2 separate regions of the Homo sapiens genome follow, and region 2 is linked to region 1. The links are chromatin loops, found by intact Hi-C in ENCODE. Cell type or tissue: CD4-positive, alpha-beta T cell. All regions are shown on one strand. Links, peaks and the distances in the headings refer to the core of each region. The heading gives the core; the rest is flanking DNA. Region 1 holds the start of COL26A1 (collagen type XXVI alpha 1 chain). Region 2 has its middle 3.5 kb from the start of EMSLR.

Region 1 (5,367 bases), core at 173-5,172:
AGGATAGGGCTTCAACATATGAATTTGGTGGGGACACACACATCAGTCCAGAGCATCTCCTGATATAATATGGTAGACTAGACCACCTATGAAGAATTTCTGTCTCTCCCAGCAAGCCCAAATAGAGACCATAAATCTAATCAAACCTTCCAACCTAACTTCCAAAATAGAAGAGATACAGGGGGCAGAGGATCCAATTAATTACACCACTGGGAAGCAATTAGTCAAAACTAGTACGTGGACATTGCAGATCAAGTTAACTACACCACTGGGAAGGAAATAGCTAAATCTAGTACGTGGACATCGCAGAGAACAACTGGTCTTCAACAAGTCAACAGCGTGGAGGAAAAAGTACTCTCTCAAAGGGGGAAGACTTTCCTACACTAAAAGGGAGAGAAAAGACAGAATAACCAATAAGCAGACTTATTTAGATCCTGATTTGAACAAACTAACAATTAAAAACTGCTTTTTGGCCAGGCACAGTGGCTCACACCTGTAATTCCAACACTTCGGGAGGCCAAAGCTGAAGGATTACTTGAAGCCAGGAGTTCAAGACCACCCTGGGCAACATAGCAGGACCCCACCTCTATGAAAAATTTAAAAGTTAGCCAGCCATGGTGGCCCATGCCTATGGTCCCAACTACTTAGGAGGCTGAGGTGGGAGGATTGCTTGAACCCAGGAGGTCGAGGCTGCAGTGAGCTATGATTGCACCATTACGCTCCTGCCTGGGTGACAGAGCAAGACCCTGTCTTTAAAAAAAAAAAAAAAAAAAAAAAAAAAAAAAAAAAAAAAAAAATCAGACGTTAACAAGGAGCAGTAACAATGAAATTAAAGCACTCTTTGTCAAGAAACAGCCCTGTCATCATTGCCTGTCAACTGAAGCCAAGCCCCGGTAAACACACTACTGAAGGCCAAGGCTGCAAGGACCACTGCTGTCCCCAAGCCTTCAGCTTCTGGACATCTTGGATCTCAAGGACAAGGGACACTTGTGATAGATAGCTCATGAGACACAGAAACATGTGACGCCCAAGCCAGCTCCAGCCTGTAACTCACCCAGGCAACAACCAGGTGCCTGCAATGCCCACGCTGGGCTTTCTGGGCAAAGAGACTCAGTCACACTCTGGAATATCAATGTGCCCCAAGCCTCCCCAACACCTTCTGGTATCCTTTTTAGGAATCCATTGCCCACAGATTCATCCACATCCTCCCTAAACCTAATTATATCCTCTCCCTGTTCTTATCCTGGTGGAAAGAGTTCTGGAAGATTCCACACTTGTTTGAGCCTCTTTTTGTTTGTGCTAAAATGATCCCTTCCAAGTTTCTGCAGATGTCCCCAAGTTCCAACCCACCAAATGCCAGAATGAGGTCCCCATTCGCTCCCGCTCTTCATGGTCCTCACCTCTTGCTTTTTTGCAGGCGTATTTCAGGCTGCAAACACCTTTTTTTTTTTCCTTCCCACACCTTTTAATTACAAAAGTATTACATGAATATACGCTCCTTGCAAAACATCCATTCAATCCCCGTACCGGCCAGTAGGTTCTCTTAGGGACCAAGCACAGTGGCTCATGCCTGTGATCCCAGCACTTCGGGAGGCTGAGGCAGGCAGATCATTTGAGGCCAGGAGTTTGAGACCAGCCTGGCCAACGTTACATTTTTTATTGGCCAACAATACAAAAATTAGCCAGGCGCAGTGGTGGGCACCTGTAATCCCAGCTACTTGGGAGGCTGAGGCAGGAGAATCACTTGAACTTGGGAGGCAGAGGTTGCAGTAAGCCAAGATTGCACCATTGCACTCCAGCCTGGGAGACAGAGCGAGACTCTGTCTCAAAAAAAACACAGAAACCAGAAAAACATTCAGACAAGCCACAAGCAGACAGAGGGAAAATGGGACAGTCCCCTGGCCCAGCCCTAGACTTCTTCATAACATTAACTGCTGAAATGGTTTCCTAGAAACTTTTTTCAGGCATTTATCTACCTAGATGTAGATCTGATTTTCCTTTTCATAAATGAAATCGTGCTGTATATATTATTCTGTAACTTGAAAAGCTTGTTTTTTAGACAATCCTCATATGGAACTGTGCAGAGGCCACACTAGCGTGGGTGTTTGGAGAATGCTCCTCATAGAAGCCCCGGGTAAGTATTTCCAAACAAAATGAGAGAAATAGGATTGCATACAAACTTTTCCAGAGGCACTTTTATGCTTTTCTGGGTCCCGCCCTATTCAGCCATGACTGTATATTTCTTCCCAGCATGAAACATCCCTGTCTCCTTGTTATTAAGGAATTAGCCAGAAATCATCTTGGAGTCCTCTGATTTGGTAAATATCAAGGAGAAAAAAAGAACTAGGAGCTGTCTTTTAGCTTTGATAGGCAGAGCAGTATGCTAGAAAACACCAGATCTGGGCCTGGCGTGGTGGCTCACGCCTGTAATCCCAGCATTTTGGGAGGCCGAGGCAGGAGGATCTCTTGAGGCCAGAAGTTTGAGACCAGCATGTGTAACACAGTGAGATCCCACCTCTACAAAAAATCAAAAAATTAGCCAGTCATGATGGTGTACACCTGTGATCTCAGCTACACAGGAGGCCAAGGTCGGGGGATCACTTGAGCCTGGGAGATCAGGTTTGCAGTGAGCTATGATCGCACCACTGCATTCCAGCCTGGGGAGCAAGCAAGACCCTATATTAAAAAAAAAAAAAAAAGAAAGAAAGCACAAGAGGTCAGTCCTGAGTGGCTCCTAGGCCTAGCAAATCCTGAGCCTCTGTTTCTTCAGCTAAAGGAAAGATACTACTCTAATGTTTTAACCCTAGGGTTGTTAAGGATCAAAAGAAATGGAGATTGGGAGGCCAAGGCGGGAGGATCGCTTGAGCCCAGGAGTTTGCGACAAGCCTGGGCAACAGAGTTGAGATTCTGCCTCTGCAAAAAAAAAAAATTAAAATATAAAAAAGAGACGGAGGGAACAGACACAGGTAGTGCATTCCAGAGCGCTGTCATAGCTGTGTAGGTTGTAGTTATCACTAAATGAGAAAAGCTAAATTCAAGCGAGTTATGCAAACGAGGCGTTTGGCAACTTTTACTTGCATGCTTATGGTTTTCTGGGGAAATTCAAATGCGGGCTCCGGAGCCGCAGCCCTGAGCGTCCCGGGGGTGGCCATGGCGCCACCTGCCGGCCGAGAGGAAGGAGACGCCTGGCGGGTCCCGGCGCCCGGGCCCGGTGACCCTGCGCCCTCTCCAACCCCGCCACGGAGCCACCCGATCCCAGCCGGTTCCACGTCCCGGGGTGGCTGGGGAGTCGCAGCCGAGGATCCTCCGCGGCCTCAGCCCCAAAGACTGGGCGGGAATGACCCCTCTGGTGTCCTGGGGCCGCTGATAGGAGAGGGGTGCCCGGGACGCGAGGCCTTGGCCACCCGAGAACCTGCTCCGCGACACAAAGCCGCAGCCGCGCAGGTGAGCGGCAGAGCCACGTGAGCGGCCGAACGCCCCGGGCAGAGCCCCAGCCCCAGCCACGGCGGTCGGAACCACCTCTACTCGGAGCCCGGAACGAGGGGGCGAAGGTTGGGGAAGCGAAGAAAGGAAGGGACAGGGTGGGCGCGGCCAGAGACCACCGCAGCCCCGGAGCCGGACCCGAACCTTCAGCCCCCGCAACCCCGCAGCCCCGCAGCCCCGCGGCCCCAACCCCCAGCCTCCTCCATCGCTCGTTCCAGCTGCCCCGTCTGCAGCCCCCAACCCCCGCCGCCCCGCGCCCCAGCCCCCAATCGCCCTGCACCCAAGGCCCTTCGGTCTTTCCCCCCGTGACCCCAACCCCCAGCCACCGCCATTTCGTCCCAGTTGCCCCGTGTCCCCTGCCCCTGGCATCCGCCACCCCGCGCCCCCAGGCCCGAATCGCCCCGCACCCCAACCCCCTCCAGCTCTCGTTCCAGCTGCCCGGTGTCTGCAGCCCCCAGTCCCCGCTGCCCTGCGCCCCCAAGTCCCGGATCGCCCCGCTCTCCAGCCCCCAAGCCTCGCTCCAGCCACCCAGTGGCCAGGGCCCCCGCTGTCCGCTCCCTCCCCCCACCCCCCGGCCCCTCGGCCCCGAGCTACTCACCGGCGGCTCGCGTAGCCGCTGCCAGGGGAGCCGGCGCCGGGCTCGGGGTAGCCGTGCTGCTGCAGAGCTGCGGCCGAGAAGGGATAGAGGAAGCCGGTGGCCAGCGCCGACCCGCAGAGGCAGCAACACGCCCAGGGCAGGAGCAGGGCCAGCTTCATCGTGCGCAGCAGCCCGCGGGGACCCGGAGTCCCGGGCACGAGGACCGGCAGGAGCGCACCGGCGCCCGGACCGAACCCGCGGCACCGGCCGGGAGCACAGCGAGAGGAGCGGGGCGAGCGGTCGGAGCCCGGGTGCGAGCTGGAAATGTGTGGGGGGCGCCCACGCCTCTCCGGGGCCGCCTTTTCAAATTCGGCGAGGTGGGCTCTAAGCCGTCAAAGGGGGCGTGGGGCTTTTTTGTTAACCCTCGGCGGTCCGGGGCCGAGGAGGCGGCAGTGGCGGCAGAGCTAGGGTGCGAGCTCCGCAGGAGGTCCCTGGAGCCTAACACCCCGAAAGCCAGACCTCGCGCCCAGGCCCCCGCTACACACCTTAGAACCTTTGAAACCAAACCTTCTTCGGGTCCGCGAATGCTTTCGGAGCGCCCATTCTGTGTCTGCCAATTTCACCTGGACGATGTTGGTGAATCCTCGCCACACTGCCCTCGATGGTCCCATTCAGAAGTGGAAACTGAGGCTGGAGAAAGTTAAGCCAGACAAATGCGAGTCTTCCGATCCTTGTGCAGGGCTCTTTGGATCAAAGCGCTGCGTTCCCGTGAGAAACTGACCAGAGCTTCCCAGGATTCTCCTCCTTCCCCTTTAACCTCCAGCCCCCACCTGCCCCGCTGTCTCTTCCAGGTAAGAAGCTTTGGGAGGGGCGGAAGGGTCAGTTGGGGTGAGAAGTTGTAGCTAGATTGGGAGGCCGAGGTGGGCGGATCACCTGAGGTCAGGAGTTCGAGACCAGCCTGGCCAACATGGTGAAACCTCGTCTCTACTAAAAATACAAAAATTAGCCTAGTGTGGTGGCAGGTGCCTGTAATCTCAACTACAGGCTGGGCTGAGGCAAGCCAATCACTTGAACTCAGGAGGCGGAGGGTGCAGTGAGCCAATATCAGGCCACTGGCCTCCAGCCTGGATGACAAGGTGAGGCTCCATCTCAAAAAAAGAAAAAAGTTGTAGCTAGAATCACAGATTCATGAGACATCCTATCCAGAAAAGGGCTTCAGGAAGATGTAGGACAATCCCACCTTTTATAAACAGAAAAGCAGAGTCCTAGATCCCATGCTGGGCCCAAGGCCAGCCTGGACCCAAGTT
Region 2 (5,367 bases), core at 67-5,066, 60 kb after region 1:
CGCCGTGCCCGGCCTGCCTTATTCTTTTTTACAGCTAAATAATATCAATATAATCATCTATATTGGAATGTCACATATTGTTAGATGTTTGAAAAATCTTTTATGTTGAAATATGCATTTTTATAGATGGCCTTTGAACAGTATTGAAAAACATGATTTGGGGGTATAAATATGTTTAAATGTGAAATTTCAGAGAGATGATTTCAACAATCATTCCTTTCAAAGGTAAAGATGGGGCTGAGCACAGTGGCTCACGCCTGTAATCCCAGCATTTTGGAAGGCCAAGGCGGGCAGATCACCTGAGGTTGGGAGTTCGAGACCAGCTTGACCAACATGGTGAAACCCCATCTCTACTAAAAATGCAAAATTAGCCGGGCGTGGTGGCGCATGCCTGTAATCCCAGCTACTTAGGAGGCTGAGGCAGGAGATTCGCTGGAACCCAGGAGGTGGAGGTTGCGGTGAGCCAAGATGGCACATTGCACTCCCGCCCCGGCAACAAGAGTGAGACTCCATCTCAAAAAAAAAAAAAAAGAAATGTTTTGTTTTTATATTATAAACCTAAAAATTTAGTCACTCAGTATTTTTTCATATTTAACAATACTGCTATCTTGTGACAAACTATCCATAACATAAAATTTGCCAATCTAACCTTTATTTTATTTTTTTTTTTTTGAGATGGAGTCTCACTCTATTGCCAGTCTGGAGTGCAGTGGTGTGATCTTAGCTCACTGCAACCTCCACCTCCTGGGTTCAAGCCATCCTCCTGCCTCAGCCTCCCGAGTAGCTGAGACTATAGGCGTATGCCACCACGCCCAGCTAATTTTTGTATTTTCAGTAGAGACAGGGTTTCACCATTGTCGGCCAGGATGATCTCAAAGTCTTGACCTTGTGATCTGCCCGCCTCAACCTCCCAAAGTACTGGGATTACAGGCATGAGCCACCGTGCCCAGCCTGCCTCTTTAGCCTAGGCTGGAGTGGAGTGGTGCCATCTGGGCTCACTTCAACCTCCATCTCCTTGGCCCAAGCCATCCTCCCACCTTAGCCTCCCAAGTAGCTGAGACTACAGGATCGCACCACCACGACCAGCCAAATTTTTACTGTAGAGACGGGGTTTCACCATGCTCCCCAGACTGGTCTCAAACTTGCGAGCTGAATCCATCCACCCACCTTACCAGGACCAGCCCATTCTAACCATTTGGAAGTATACAGTTCAGTAGCATTAAATACACTCACATTGTTATGCAACCATCACCACCATCCATCTCCAGAACTTTCTATGATCCCTAACTGAAACTCTATAACCATTGAACAACTCCCCTTTCCTCCTTCCCCCAGGCCCTGGCAACCACCATTCTATTCTATTTTTTGTCTCTGATGTTGCCTCCTCTAAGTCCTTTATACAAGGGGAATCATATGGTATTTGTTTTTTTGTTACTGGTTTATTCCAGGTAACCTAATGATCTCAAGGTTCACCTGATTGCAGCATGTGTCAGAATTTCCTTCCTTTTTAAGGTGAGCATGGTGGCTCATGCCCATAATCCCAGCACTTTGGGAGGCCAAGGCAAGTGGATGACCTGAGGCCAGGAGTTCAAAACCAGCCTGGCCAACATGGCAAAACCGTCTCTACTAAAAATACAAAATTAGCCAGGCGTGGTGGCGCATGCCTGTAATCCCAGCTACTCGGAAGGCTGAGGCAGGAGAATTGCTTGAACCCAGGAGGCTTGAGGTTGCGGTGAGCCGAGATCACGCCATTGCACTCCAGCCTGGGCAACAAGAATGAAACTCCATCTCTAAATAAATAAATAAATAAGCCAGACATGGTGGGGCACACCTGTAATCCCAGCTACTCAGGAGGTCGAGGCACAAGAATCGTGTGAACCTGGGAGGTGGAGGTTGCAGTGAGCCGACGTCTCGCCACTGTACTCTAGCCTGGGTGACAAAGAGAGACTCTGTCTGGAAAACAAAACAAAAAACCTTCTTTCCTTAAGAAGGTAGAATAATATTCCATCATATGGCCAGACCACATTTTGTTTATCCATTCATCTGTTGGCTATTTAGGTGTTTCCAACTTTTGACTTTAGTGAGTACACTGTAGCAGCATGGGTGTACAGCTCACCCAGGATATTTTGGAAGATTGTTGGCATTTATCTCCAAAAGTTTATTTATTTATTTATTTTTTGAGACGGGGGTCTCACTCTGTCATCCAGGCTTGAGTGCAGTGGTGCGATCTCAGCTCACTGCAAGCTCCGCCTCCTGGGTTCATGCCATTCTCCTGCCTCAGCCTCCTGGTAGCTGGGACTACAGGCGCCCGCCACCACGCCCGGCTAATTTTGTTTCTATTTTTAATAGAGACGGGGTTTCAGCATGTTGGCCAGGCTGGTCTTGAACTCCTGACCCTAGGTGATCCACCCTCCTCGGCCTCCCAAAAGTGCTGGGATTATAGGCCTGAGCCACCTCACCTGGCAGAGTGTGTTTTCCAGACTATGACAATTGCCTGGTAATTTAGCTTAAATTACATTCACCTGTTAGGATTACTGTGCGTACTGTTAATGTCAACTGAATCAAATCATCTTTCCATGACTGCTGCCTAACAAGAATCCATCTCAGCCAGCCCGGTGGCTCATGCCTGTAATCCCAGCCCTTTGGGAAGCCGAGGCGGGTGGATCACCTGAGGTCAGGAGTTTGAGACCACCTTGGCTAACATGGTGAAACCCCATCTCTACTAAAAATACAAAAATAAGCTGGGTGTGGTGGTACACGCCTGTAGTCCCAGCTACTCTGGAGGCTAAGGCAGGAGAATCTCTTGAACCTGGGAGACGGAGGTTGCAGTGAACCGAAATCATGCCACTGCACTCCAGCCTGGGCGACAGAGCAAGACTCAGTCTCATTAAAAAAAAAAAAAAAAAATCGACCTCATAAAATTGATCATCTCAAAAAGAAATTATTCTCATTTCACTTTAATGATTATCCAAGACCCCAGTATAAGAATTAACCCAGCAGATTTCGTTCACATTAATGGCCAGAGTATAATAACCCTTTAAATCTTTAAGAAACATGCTTCAGATTTCAAGTTTTGAGAGTCTTTCTTCTTCTTGTTCTAGTCTATCACTGAAGCTTTTGAGTTTACTTTGTATTTCATCCAGTGATTTCTTCAGCTTCAGAAGTGTCGTTAGGTTGTATTTAATAATATCACTGGAGTTGATAATTTTTTCCTGCAGTACGGTAACTCCTTCCATCTTTTTTCTCTGTTCTTTTCCAAATGATGCTTGTATTATGCCCACAACTGTATAATATGTATATTCAATTCTCTCTCCAAAATGTCTTCTGTTTCTTTTGGATGGGGATCTGCTGCTGGAGAATTACTGGGTTCCGTTGGAGGCGCCCCATTTCCTTGCTTTTTCATGTTTTCTGTGTCCTTCCGTTGAGATCTGTGCATCCTGTGAAAGTGGCTTCTTCCAAGTTTGTGAACTCGCTTTGTAGGGGAGGACTTCTTCCTGAAAATGTAGATAGGGTGTTGGTTAGCTGGGGCACTTTGGCTTTGATTTGGGGTAGTACTGTAGGCTCTGTATGATTTCTTGGGTGGCTTAGGGTGTGGTTATTAGTGGAGGCTGTGGTTGCTGGGGACTAGGCGGCCAGGTGGGCCAGTATTTGGGCCCCAGTGGTGGCCTGATCTTACCTATTCTTTAGTCCCAGAGCAGTGCATGCTGGCTCTGTTATTAGCGGGTTGTGGGGAGTGATTCGTGTGTCTCTAGGTGCCCTGCTCTAATGCTGGTAGTGGCAGCCACTGGCTGGGGGTGTGGCTGATCTCAGGCGTTGGGGCAGTGGGTGTGATGTGGGCAGGGTAGTTGCAGTTGGGGGGGCAACCCTCCGGAATCCAGGCGGTCCCTGCTGGTGTTGGTGGTGGCTGACCAGGTTGGGCGGGCACGCGAGTCCCCGGGCCTGTAGGTAGCCTGAGGTGTTATCCGCAGGCTGGGCCCCTGAACTCAGACACCGGGGAGGAGTGTTCAGCCGCCAACGGTGGCGGAAGAGGCAGAATAGTCACCAATCCCCAGGCCTCCGGCCCGCGTGCGCAAGTCCTCAGGAGGCAGAACCACCAGCGGACTGTCCTGAGGGCCCCGGGGTTCGGTCGCTGGCTAGGACGGACAGGGAAGGGCTGGTCCCCAGGAAAGCTCAGGCGGGGTAGAGCAGGCAAGCGGTTGGTTCGCGTCTGAGTCCCGCGGTGGCGGTGGGGTTATTAGTCTTTTCGGACGTATGAAAGCCTCTGGCCTCCCCGCTCCCTCCCTGGCCCTCAGCTGGGCGGCGGCGGCTGCAGCTGCAGCTGCTCAGGGCAGGGAAGCCCGTGGGCTCCACGTGGGCTCCTGCAACGCCGCTGGGGAATCTCTCGCCCGCTGCCCCCTACTCTGGAGGTCCACGAGGGTCAGGGGGCTGTGGAAGTCCGTGGGGGGACTGCGGAGCCCCCGGGGTCTCTCACTCACCCTTTCCCCGCGCGCAGGGGCTGCAGGCCGTCCTAGCCGATCCGATTTCTCCGCGCAGGCTGCCTGGGTGCCTCTGCTCCGCTCCTCGGGCTCCCAGTGGCTTCTCGGCTGAATCCCGCGTTCTCTTAGCCGATCGGCTGCAAGTGTGAAAACCTACCGGCGCCTTCGGTTCCCGCCAGAGGAGAGGCGCGTGCCGGCGGCATCCACCAGGCCATCTTGAGCCTATGGTCCTAGGTGGGAATGGGTCCCAAGTGCGCGAGTTACTCAAGGGCGTTCCCTGGAGGGTCCGGGTCGGCCCCGCCCTCCCCTTCCAGACTGGTCCGCAAGCTCCGTGTGCACACAGGTGTGTTTGCTAATATAAATAGACTATTTGGCCGGGCACGGTGGCTCACGCCTGTAATTCCAGCACTCTGGGAGGCCGAGGCGGGTGGATCACCTGAGGTAGGGAGTTCGAGACCAGCCTGGCCAACATGGGGAAACCCCGTCTCTACTAAAAATAAAAATATCAGCCGGGCGTGGTCGCGGGCGCCTGTAATCCCAGCTACTTGGGAGGCTGAGTAACGAGAATCGCTTGAACCCGGGAGGCGGATGTTGTAGTGAGCCAAGATCGCGCCACTGCACTCCTGCCTGGGCGACAAGAGCGAGACTCCATCTCACCAAAAAAAAAAAAATCCTTTACGTTGATGTATGCATTTTTGGATGCTTTTTTCTTTTAATTTTAATTTTTTTTTTTTTGAGATGGATTCTAACTCTGTCGCCCAGCCTGGAGTGCAGTGGCGAGATCTCGGCTCCTGCAAAGCAAAAACGCCGTCTCCAAAAAAAAAGAATGATGAATTAACATGCTAGGGTGTGCTTGGCAAAGTGTGGTTCACTCCTGCAATCACAGCACTTT

The links. Hi-C counts contacts between places; a loop is a spot of excess contacts. Peaks named below come from ENCODE experiments on the same cell type or tissue, not always from the same donor. Only the 100,000 strongest peaks of a DNase experiment are listed, where the experiment ranks them.
Region 2: it touches region 1 in a loop (5-fold over the local background); 1 of 110 quality-filtered maps calls a loop at or near these places.

The regions. Positions count from the first base shown.
Region 1 is chr7:101,361,905-101,367,271 of GRCh38, reverse strand. COL26A1 (collagen type XXVI alpha 1 chain) reads right to left here and starts at 4,397. Exons shown (of 13, transcript NM_001278563.3): 1 at 4,082-4,397. The coding sequence starts at 4,239. RefSeq lists a silencer at 3,024-3,263. In CD4-positive, alpha-beta T cell, for the core only: a CTCF peak has its summit at 3,138 (motif pointing left); DNase peaks (open chromatin) are centred at 3,161 and 4,201; H3K4me3 peaks cover 446 bases; H3K27me3 peaks cover 1,016 bases.
Region 2 is chr7:101,302,137-101,307,503 of GRCh38, reverse strand. No RefSeq gene overlaps it. Among named protein-coding and RNA genes, the nearest start is that of EMSLR, 3.5 kb to the left of the region's middle. RefSeq lists enhancers at 3,993-4,695, 4,696-5,367. In CD4-positive, alpha-beta T cell, for the core only: no CTCF peak of the experiment used is centred there; no DNase peak of the experiment used is centred there; H3K27me3 peaks cover 3,078 bases.